3 separate regions of the Homo sapiens genome follow, and all the other regions are linked to region 2. Evidence: chromatin contacts called from ENCODE Hi-C data. All regions are on one chromosome and are shown on one strand. The core of a region is the stretch at or near the end of the contact, and the rest is flanking DNA. Distances in the headings are between cores, read along the strand shown.

Evidence for each region. A loop is a pair of places that touch in the nucleus more often than their neighbours do. Pooled maps may share reads with other maps.
Region 1: a loop to region 2 is called in a map of naive thymus-derived CD4-positive, alpha-beta T cell, with 10 times the contacts of the local background. The contact joins the promoter of TMTC2 here to the promoter of PPP1R12A-AS1 in region 2. A Hi-C loop is called at or near these places in 3 of 168 maps with a recorded cell type or tissue (CD4-positive, alpha-beta memory T cell, CD8-positive, alpha-beta T cell and naive thymus-derived CD4-positive, alpha-beta T cell) and 12 of 50 pooled maps.
Region 3: a loop to region 2 is called in a map of naive thymus-derived CD4-positive, alpha-beta T cell, with 6 times the contacts of the local background. The contact joins the promoter of E2F7 here to the promoter of PPP1R12A-AS1 in region 2. A Hi-C loop is called at or near these places in 1 of 168 maps with a recorded cell type or tissue (naive thymus-derived CD4-positive, alpha-beta T cell), 2 of 37 single-sample maps with no recorded cell type and 9 of 50 pooled maps.

Annotation. Positions count from the first base shown.
Region 1 is chr12:82,685,131-82,688,261 of GRCh38, forward strand. TMTC2 (transmembrane O-mannosyltransferase targeting cadherins 2) reads left to right here and starts at 1,776. Exons shown (of 12, transcript NM_152588.3): 1 at 1,776-2,539. The coding sequence starts at 2,457. RefSeq lists silencers at 727-806, 1,657-1,756, 2,327-2,376, 2,737-2,796 and enhancers at 1,237-1,386, 1,407-1,616.
Region 2 is chr12:79,933,903-79,936,835 of GRCh38, forward strand. PPP1R12A-AS1 (PPP1R12A antisense RNA 1) reads left to right here and starts at 1,379. Exons shown (of 2, transcript NR_146535.1): 1 at 1,379-1,652. It overlaps PPP1R12A (protein phosphatase 1 regulatory subunit 12A), which reads right to left and starts at 1,195. Exons shown (of 25, transcript NM_002480.3): 1 at 793-1,195. The coding sequence starts at 1,029. RefSeq lists enhancers at 15-580, 381-440, 581-1,144, 781-1,080, 1,127-1,421 and 1 more and a silencer at 611-700.
Region 3 is chr12:77,063,745-77,067,054 of GRCh38, forward strand. E2F7 (E2F transcription factor 7) reads right to left here and starts at 1,825. Exons shown (of 13, transcript NM_203394.3): 1 at 1,601-1,825; 2 at 799-891. The coding sequence starts at 891. RefSeq lists silencers at 1,665-1,714, 1,735-2,164 and enhancers at 1,773-2,479, 2,215-2,444.

The sequences.
Region 1 (3,131 bases), core at 526-3,025, 2.8 Mb after region 2:
CTTTCCTGGTCCCTTTTAGATATTTTACATAGGTTAACTACTTTAATACTCATAATAACAGTACTCATAAGATAAGTACTATTATTATCACTGTTTCATAGATTAGAAAACAGAGTCACAAAGAGGTTGAACGACTGGCCAAAGATCGCCCAAATAGTAATAGCAGAGTATGCACTCAAACTTAAACATCTGATCCCACAGTATGTGTTCTTCCTTCAGTGTTCTAGGACACCATATACATATTTTATATATACTATATATATCTCAGCATGTAAGTGCATTGGAGAGACACAGAGCATCAGGATGGACTAACTGATATGATTTTCAAAATTTTCAAGTGAGCAAAGGTTATGGAGGAAAAGGGTAAAAGATCAGTCCCTACCTGTAAAGACATAATTCCTTTTATTTTTGTTTACATATATTTGTCCAGGGCACAAAAAATGTGCTACTGTGGATGGCATAACAGGTATAATATTAATAAATATTCATCATTTTATCTGTGTGTATCCAATACAGATTTCTCAGATTTCCTTGTGAAATCAGGGAAATATGTAGCTTTGTTCTACAGAAGCCCAGACCACGGTATTTTCTTTCCAGGCCACTGCTAGACACCCAGGGGGCTCAATTTCTTGCCACAGTTTCGGAGAGCTTGCTGGTTAGGTGCTGCTCTTGGTTGGAACCAGTCGGCCCGCATGCAAAACAGACCTGTCTTCCACACCTTGTGGTTACTATGCAGCAGGGGGCGCTGCAGTAGTGTACATCGCGGTGCACCGGAGCTACTCTCCTGGCCAGAAAGCCAACAAGCCGGGAGGAGGCGTGTCAGGCAGCCCTGGGTCCTCTTTGGTCTTGCAACTTTAGTACCCAGAGCTTGTTCTACACAGACCATTCTACACCATATTTCACCATGTTGGATGCTTTCCATCCAGTCCTGCCTCCGAGCGGAAAGGAAAGGGCATTAGCTTACTGCCTTACTAGGTTTAAGTATAATGCTGTACCGGCTTGCACTAGAGGTTTCTCTCCTGTGTTCTCAGGGTCAACCCGACAGTCCCTCTGAAACCACGAAGGGGTCCCCGGGCAGTTGCTGCGGGGTGTGTGTGTGTCTTTCTTTCCCTTTTTGGGGTCCTTTCTTTTTAACCTTACTGAAGGAGGAAACGTTTCTCTCCCTACACGTCTTTCCACTGACATTGTGGCCAACCGTAGGCTAAGAGCTGAAATCTCTCCTTCCTAAGTTGCCTCCAAGCTCTCCAATACTACCTCCTCCCCCCCATTTAGTCTCACACACAGTGTGCGTGAGAGATCGCCAGTGAGTTTGTGACAACCGAAGCTGCAGCAGTCGCCAAACCTGTTCTTCCTCTCCCGGTCTCAGAAGTCTCTCCAGCTGACCGGACTTACGCCTGGCAGCTCTTGGCACACACAGCGCTGTGGCTGAGATTCAGCCGTGCCAGGCGCTGCCAGGCAGCAGCGGGGCGACCGACCACCTCCTCCTCGACCTCCTTTCTCCCAGCTTCCCCTCCCAGGGTGCACTGTATCTACTCCTTTGGGCTGTCTTCCAGCCGTCGCCCTTGGGTCCCGGGGGCTTTCCAGAGTGAAATCGAAGGTGAAAGAAACAAGAGGACGGGAGGCTGGTAGGAGGAGCCTCCAGGCCGGGGAGGGTGGGAGGAGCCTCCAGCCCGAGGGGCAGGGTAGGAGGAGCCTTCCGGGAGGATCTGGGTGGAGAAAGGGGCTGGGCCAAGCCGGGATGGAGGGTTGGTCACGCAGGCGCGGGGGGCCGCGTCGAGAACCCCACGCGGGAGCTTCTGGAGTCTCCAGCCACCGCTTCTCACTTCACTGGAGAAGGGAGCTGGGGCTGGGGCTGGGGCTGGGGCTGGGAGGGAGCTAATAAACATTGAATGTGCAGCAGCTGCCTTGGCGGCCGGAGTCCGCCCGAGCGACACCGGAGCAGTGCGCCCGGGAGGCGGCGAGGGGAGGCGGTTCGCCTTGTCCCTCCCACCCGCGCCTCTTTCTCTCTCTTCCTCCAGCTGGTCCCAGAGCCCGGCTTGGTCCGGTCCCTCTGCCCCCATCCCGCACCCTTCCACCTCCTCCGAGTCCCACTCCTCACCTAGGACGCCCCAAACTGCCATGGGTTAGGGTGGGGATCGCGACCCGCGCGAAAGACCAGCCCTGCGCTTCCGCCGGGGGACGCGGAGCCCAAACGCCGCTCACCGCTTGCGGGCGCCGGGCATGGGGAGTGTGGTGTGAGCCCGCACCCGGGGAGGACGCAGGAGCTGCGGAGACGGGCGCGAGGAGGAGGAGAGGAGTCGTGGATTGGAAGGACCCGAGGGAGGGAGGGTGGGGAAGCGAGGGAAAAGTGAAGCTGGGAGGAGAAGGCGGCGGAAGGTGGAGATTGATGCTTCTGTTTTTTGTTGCCGCTGCTGCCCTCGCGCTGGGAGCCGAGCCGGAGGGAAGGCGGTGGAGAGATGATTGCAGAGTTGGTGAGCAGCGCTCTGGGGCTCGCCTTGTATCTCAACACCCTGAGTGCGGATTTCTGCTATGATGACAGGTAAGGGGCCGAGAGGAGGGGGCGACGGGCTGCAGGGGGCACACTCCGCAGTGGCTCTGAAGCTTCCCTCTTTAAGGCTCAAAGTGCGTCTTGGAGGAACTGGTTCAGCACCTGATGGTTTAGGCGACACGTAAACATTAACACCTAAATCAAACACCGGGGACGTGAGGCGCGCTGGGCGGGCCGAGGGAGTTTCCGCTCCTAGTTTGCAGCAGGTTCTCTCCCTTGCTTCTCGGCTGTTGGCAGACGCTTGAGTTTCTTAGCGGAAATCCCGGCAATTTGGGAAACTGTTTAATGAACGTATTAAATTAAAGTCTTAGGTATTCCTTGATGCAACAAAGCACATTAAGTGATTTTACGTCTGGTTGGGAGGAAGCCTCTCCTCGATCCCTGATAGATCCTCCCTGTCCCGTTTCCTTTTATTGATGGGACACTTTTATTTCCCGAAGTTAAAACACACGTTTGATAGTTGCCAAAATTGTGAAAAGGGAGATCGTTCTCTGCTTTAACTTTCCCTTTTAACGTGTATAGACTTTTACTTTGAGCCAAAATAATGCTGCTGATGGTCTCTCCCGCCGCCCTAGCCTCCTTC
Region 2 (2,933 bases), core at 129-2,628:
CCCCTATTTATTCTTCTCTTTCTAACACCAGTGCACACCCGAGGACCTGGGGCTCAAGGATCTCTGACACTGCGGCAAACTTCGAGTATCAGACTCAACACGTTCCGGTCCGGAGGTGGGCAAGCCCTTTAGAGGGCTTCCTTACTCTACCCACTTCCATCCCCTTCCTTTCAGCCGGTGCAGATCAGCTAATTACACCCTGTTTTCCCCTCCCCAGTGACCAAGAGTAATAAATGAGAAAACAGGAAATCGTTCGTTCAGGGCACTCGGCTTAGGGCTCTAGATTACTATTATTATCATCATTTGTAATCAAGTCCTAAAAAGTGCAACAAATCCAATGCCCACCTACAAGTCAAAGATGTTCATCTGCCTAACCGTCCGTAATGCCCCTTGTTAGTTTTCTTCCTTCAGCATCCACCCCTCCGAATATACCACTGACACCGGGGCCCAGGCACAACCCCACTACACCCCTCCTTGTCTCGACCCCAAATCCCAGACTTATCCACGAATGGCCCTGGGGCCCCAAACGACCACAGTTCCTTTTCCCCTATGCCCCGGAAATCACCCGGTTCCCAACTCCACCAGCAACTGTTCTGAAGGGGGGCCTCAAGCCCAGCGCCCTCCCTTCCACCAGCTCTCCCTCCCGCCCTCTGGGGAAACCGCCCCCTCACCCCGCAGCAGGGAGTCTCCCGCCGCCCCCAGCCTCAAGAGGTGGAGAACTGAGGGCAGGCCCGAGCAGGAGGCCGACGAGAACCCTCACGGTCAGGAGAGCCGGCGGCGGGGCGCACAGACCTGGTGCAGGGCAGTGAGTCCGTCCACATTGGCGTAATTGATGTCGGCGCCGCGGTGCAGCAGCTTGAGGACCTCGTCCGTGTCGCCGCTGGAGCAAGCAGCCAGGAAGACGGCGCCATCGTCGAACTTCACCTTGGTCTTCTGGCGCTTCACCACCGGAGGCTCGAGGTCCGTCTCGGAGCCGATCCAGCGTTTCAGCTGCTCGTTCCGCTTCTGCTTCGCGTCCGCCATCTTCATCCCCTCTCCTGCCGCCGGGTCTTCTTATCGCGAGGGGGGGAAGGGGGAGGCGGAGAGGGAAGAGAGGGGAGGCAGGGGGTGTGTGAATGTTTCTATGAGTGCGGGCCAGAGGAGGGCTGGGAACCCGGAGCCGACGCTCGAGACTTCCAGTATCCCACAGAGCACTGGGGCGGCGCACCCGGCCGAGCGGACCTCCCTTCCTACCACAGAAGCCCTCCCGCCCCCAGCACGGCCACCCGTCACCGGCGGCCAATCTAACGTAACTTCGCGAGATCCGGACTGGGAGGCGCCCTTCGACCAGTGCGCATGCGCCCTGGGCCTGTGCCCGCCCCAGGAAGAGCGCTCCCGCGAACTGCGGCGGTGGTGGCTGGGCCACCAGAGGGAAGCGGGTGTGGCCCAGGCAGCGGGGGCTGGGACAGACCTGGAAAGGAGGAAGCGGGGAAGGAAGGTTGTCCTGTCGGGCTGGGGGCTCCCGGGAATCCGGAGGCCAGCAGTGGAACCGCAAGGCTCTACAGGGCAGATCTGCCTCCCGTGCTGTCTCAGCTACGCCGAGTCGTTGGCTCAGGGCGGAGGATTTTCCTATTGGCCGCGTTATTTGAATGGAATGGAGGATAGGTCGTGAAGTAGGTGCTGCTGGTTGATCTTTCTAAGGAACTCAGATGAACTTGGGCATGTCAGAATTAATAACCTTTTAAAAGTGGGGTCTGTGTGGCCGAGGGTTTTAATGGTAAGTTCTTGAGGTGACCACCTATTGACAAGGGTTGACCTGCTGTAATTGCTGTGGCTTCCTGCCAACCCCCACTTTAGAAATGTTTTTCTTCCTCTCTTTACTTGTTTTGTTTTGCTTTCTCTCACGCTTGGGTTCTCTTCTTTCTTCCTTCAGTGCTTTAAGCCTGTCTCGTACTACCCATGAGCTTAGCTCAGCCTGATTACTGGTCCTTACCTTTTAAGGGATTTCTGGTTACAGCTCCATCTCTTTCTAAGGAGGGGTAAAGACCTAGCTGCGTCTAGCATTTAAACGGAACGTTAAGGAAGGCAATTAATTCAACCACTATTTATTGAATACCTACTATGAGCCAGTAACTGTACTAGGCACTGAAGATACAATGAAAAATATGACATTTATTTGAACCACCTCTTGAGTTCAGTCGCCCAAACAAGACTAATTTATCATCGTCATAAAAAAAAGACTTTAACTTTGCCTTGTATGACCACACGCGCACACACATAGGATTTGTAATACTGATGTCTTATGAGCCATCTATCTACAATCTCCACCAATTGATTTTACTGAACACTGCATTGTTACCATCCACTACTATTTTTAGAGCATTTAGAAAAGCCAAGATAAAAACCACAAAACCTTACCATGGAAGTTTAGGGGTCATCTAGACAGAGTCCCTCAAGAACTAATTAATTTACTTAATTTTACCCAGAAGTAGGATTAGAATTCACTCAGCAAATACTATGCACCTGTTCTGGGTCAGGCATTGTTCTAGGTGCTGGAGATAGAGCAGTGAACAAATAAGCTTTTCTTACTCTCAGCATGATGCCTTTTCCAGTGGACTACTTCACAGCCTATCATATTGAGAAATAAAATAATTGAGTAAAACGTGATTAGGAAACTGTCTGCCTGTGAGACAATTTTCTGAACCACAGTTATTAGGATAGCGATAGAATCCAGGTCAGGGTAAAAATATTTCCTCTGAAAACGTTGTAGGAATAGAAAATGAATGTAATATTCATAAGATATACCATTGTATGTTCATTACATACATTAAAGATAACATCAGACCTTTGAATACTCATGGTGTTAGGTACTGAAAAACATTGTTAGCACTAAAATACAAAATCCCTATCCACAGAATACAGCTCTCAGAATAAAAGAAAGGAACTTGAGGATT
Region 3 (3,310 bases), core at 575-3,074, 2.9 Mb before region 2:
GGGTTGCTTTGCAACCAAGGAGTTTCACTGTTGATGCTAAGCCTAAAAATAAGACCAGGAGCTCGGAGAAGTTCAATGCCCAAGTTGCTACTCACAGATTTATATTCAAAGTTTCTAAAACTTGGTTTGTTATTTCTATTTGCCTGTGCCTAAAAATGCTCAGATAGTTTAGACATTGTTATGGCCAGTTTACTTTGTAATGTTCTTGAAAACAACATCTTGGTCTTACAAATCACAAGGGGTGCAAAATGTAAGGGAATGGCTCAGTGCAAAACTAGCAACAGTATGGTAAAATATTCAGAATATACTGATGAGTTCAGCCACTTTATCTCCCTATATAGTAGGCACAGGTCTACTCTTGGGTGAATGGAACAGTCTCTGGGAGCTAGTTCATTGGTATGAAGACATTTCACAGCACTTTAATAATCCAGCATTTATGCCTGCAAAGGTCTATTTTCCTGGGAACTGAGGCTTAGCATTCCTACAGAGCACTAGCTACACCACCCTTGACAACTGTATTATAAACTTTGATTGCTGTAGCCAGCATATTTTTGACTTATATAAATTGGTTACAACATTACATGTAACCTTGCCTATTTTTCCCACTATATCTGAGAGTAGAATTCCAACAATAATGGTTTGGATGGCTCTATTTTTAAAAAAGAATGTTTCTATAATGTTTATCAATATTAATTATTATGCTTAAATACAAATACAAATGGCATGTTGGAACACTTAATTGAATTCAACATCACCATCCTTAACATATTAGAAACTAAGGTGTTTATGTTTGCTTACCTTTTGTGCATTTTCCCCATCTTCAACTGCAAAATCTAGTCTGGGCTGCCTGGGGCTGATCAGGTCTTTTAGTGTTAAACAATTTACCTCCATCTGTAATGCACAATTACACTAGAAAATGATTTTGCAATTAGGTATTTTTTCCTCAAACAAAAATATCTACATATGTGTTACTTGTTTGTCAATATGAAATTCCCCCTTCTCTAAGCACATCCTGGGCATTTCCAGGAGTTGTAGCCACCCTCAACTTTCTAAAACTCACGCGAACAAACTCAAACACCTAAAGTGTGCTTAGTAATACTGAAAATCTGGGAAGAAAAAAATCTACAAAAATAGTAACTCCTTATGAAAAGCTAGATGGCAAAATAAAGTTACCAAGTCGGAAGGGTGTTGGGCAAATCTGTCAGAAAAGTACAGGGTCTCCCAGGTCAGTTAATTTTGGCGCAAAGAACTGAGAGGAATTCGGCTTTGAGGGGTTTTGAATCGGGGGAAGGAAACCCGATCGCTAGACCAAACCCACTCAGCGCTGAGCGCAGCCCCTTCCCAGGCCTCCAAGCAGATCCCCCAAATAAACTTCTCCAATGAAAGCTCCAAGTTGTGGGGAAGGGCAAATCCCCTCTACTGCCGGGCCGGAGTGAGAGCTGCACCCGGCACACCCTCTGCGCACCGGGTTCCCCGGCAGAAACACCTCGAGCCCTCGCCAGCCGGGGGACGTGAGGAGTGGCAGGCTGGCAGCCGGGGCGGGAGTGGGCCCTGTATCCCAATTCCCGCCTCCCCACTGGCGCTGGGGCCGCACGCTTACCCCTGCTTTCCTAAGGAGGCTTCCTGCCTCTGCAGGGACCTCCACGGACCCAAGCCGATGAGGGAAGGTGGTGCGGCGATCAGCAGCCGGGCGGCGGCATCGGGAAGGGAGAGCGAGGCGCGCAGATCCCCGCGCCGAGTGCCCTGGGCTGGCGGGGACCCCGCGGCGTCCGGGCAGCGCCAGCGCTCAGACCGGCCGAGCGCAACTCCAGCCTGGATCGTAGTCCCCGCTAAAACACCTCCTCTGGCGCCTTGAGACCGAATTTGAGAATCCACCAATCAGCGGCGGCCGGCGGGGCGGCCCCGGCCAATCGTGCGGCGGCACGGCCCGGGCTCACCGCCCCTCGGAGTCTTGGCGCTCCGAGCCGCGCGTTTTGCCCTCACCCGCCCAATTGTTGCCGCCTCGGCCCCCTCCCCCTTCCGGGTACCTGGAAACCTCGGGCCCGGGAGCCAATTCCTGCTGGGGACGCGGGCCCCGGCGGCCGCGGGAAGCCAAGGTGGGGGCGGCGCGGGGCGGCGCGGGGCGGCGGGAGAAGGAAGAGGAGGAGGAGGGCTCTTTTGTTATGCATAGAAGACCCGCGCACGTCCCCGCGGCTTGCCGCGCCCGGGGACCCCGGGCACAGCCAGAGGACAGGAAAGCAGATGGGGTTTGGAAGAACGATCTACACCCTCTGGATGCTGCTGCCGCCATCCCCGCCCGCCCTCAGCAACCTGTGCGGAAGCGGAGTTGTCCAGACTTGCCGGGGCAAACTTCTTAACATCGCACGCTGGTGTGACACATGAACCATGGTTACCGCTCTGCTGCGAGCAGATGGCACGCCAGTTAGCCCTGGAGACAAGACTGGAAGCCAAACCAGAAGTTTTTCTAACTTTTTTTTGTTTGTTTGTTTTGTGTGTGTGGCAAATCCGGAAATGTTTTTTGGTGTTCCCTTTTCGGCAAATTGCAAATAATTAGGAGGGAAAAAGCTTTATATAAAAAAGTAGTTCTTTGCAATAGGGACTAGCATTCTGGGAGACAGTCTAGAAAATTTCCTCAACACCACTGATCTGTATTAAATGTTTCACTTCTTTCATCCTACAGTTTCTTGTTTAAAATATGAATGTTGGTAGAGATGGACTTTTTACAAAACAGACTTTATTGTTTAGAAGTTTTCAATTTACAGAAAAATTGAGATAGTACCAAGAATTCCCATATATTCAGCACCCAATTTCACCCACTATTAACATTTTGTGTTAGTATAGAATATTTTTTGAAATTAATGATCTAATATTGGTACATTCTTCTGAGCTCAAGTCATTACTTTATTCAGATTTACTTAATTTTTTCCTAATGGCCCTTTTTTCTGTTCAGGATACCACATTACCTTTAGTTCCTATGTCTCTAGGCTCCTCTTGGCTATGACAGTTTCTCATACTTTCCTCATTTTTGATACCTGGACATTTTTGAGTAGTATTGGTCAAGTATTTTGTAAGATATCCCTCAACTGAAATGTGAGACAGCCTTCTTAAAGCATCAGACATTCTTAAATGTACAGACATGTCCCTACCCCCCATCTACTTTACAGCAAAGGTATCATTTTCCTTTCTATACCAAGACTCCATTCTTCACCACTTACCCTCCAAATATTTTTATTTTATTTTATTTTTGGAGACGGAGTCTTGCACTGTCACCCAGGCTAGAGTGTAGTGGCCCAATCTCGGCTCACTGAAA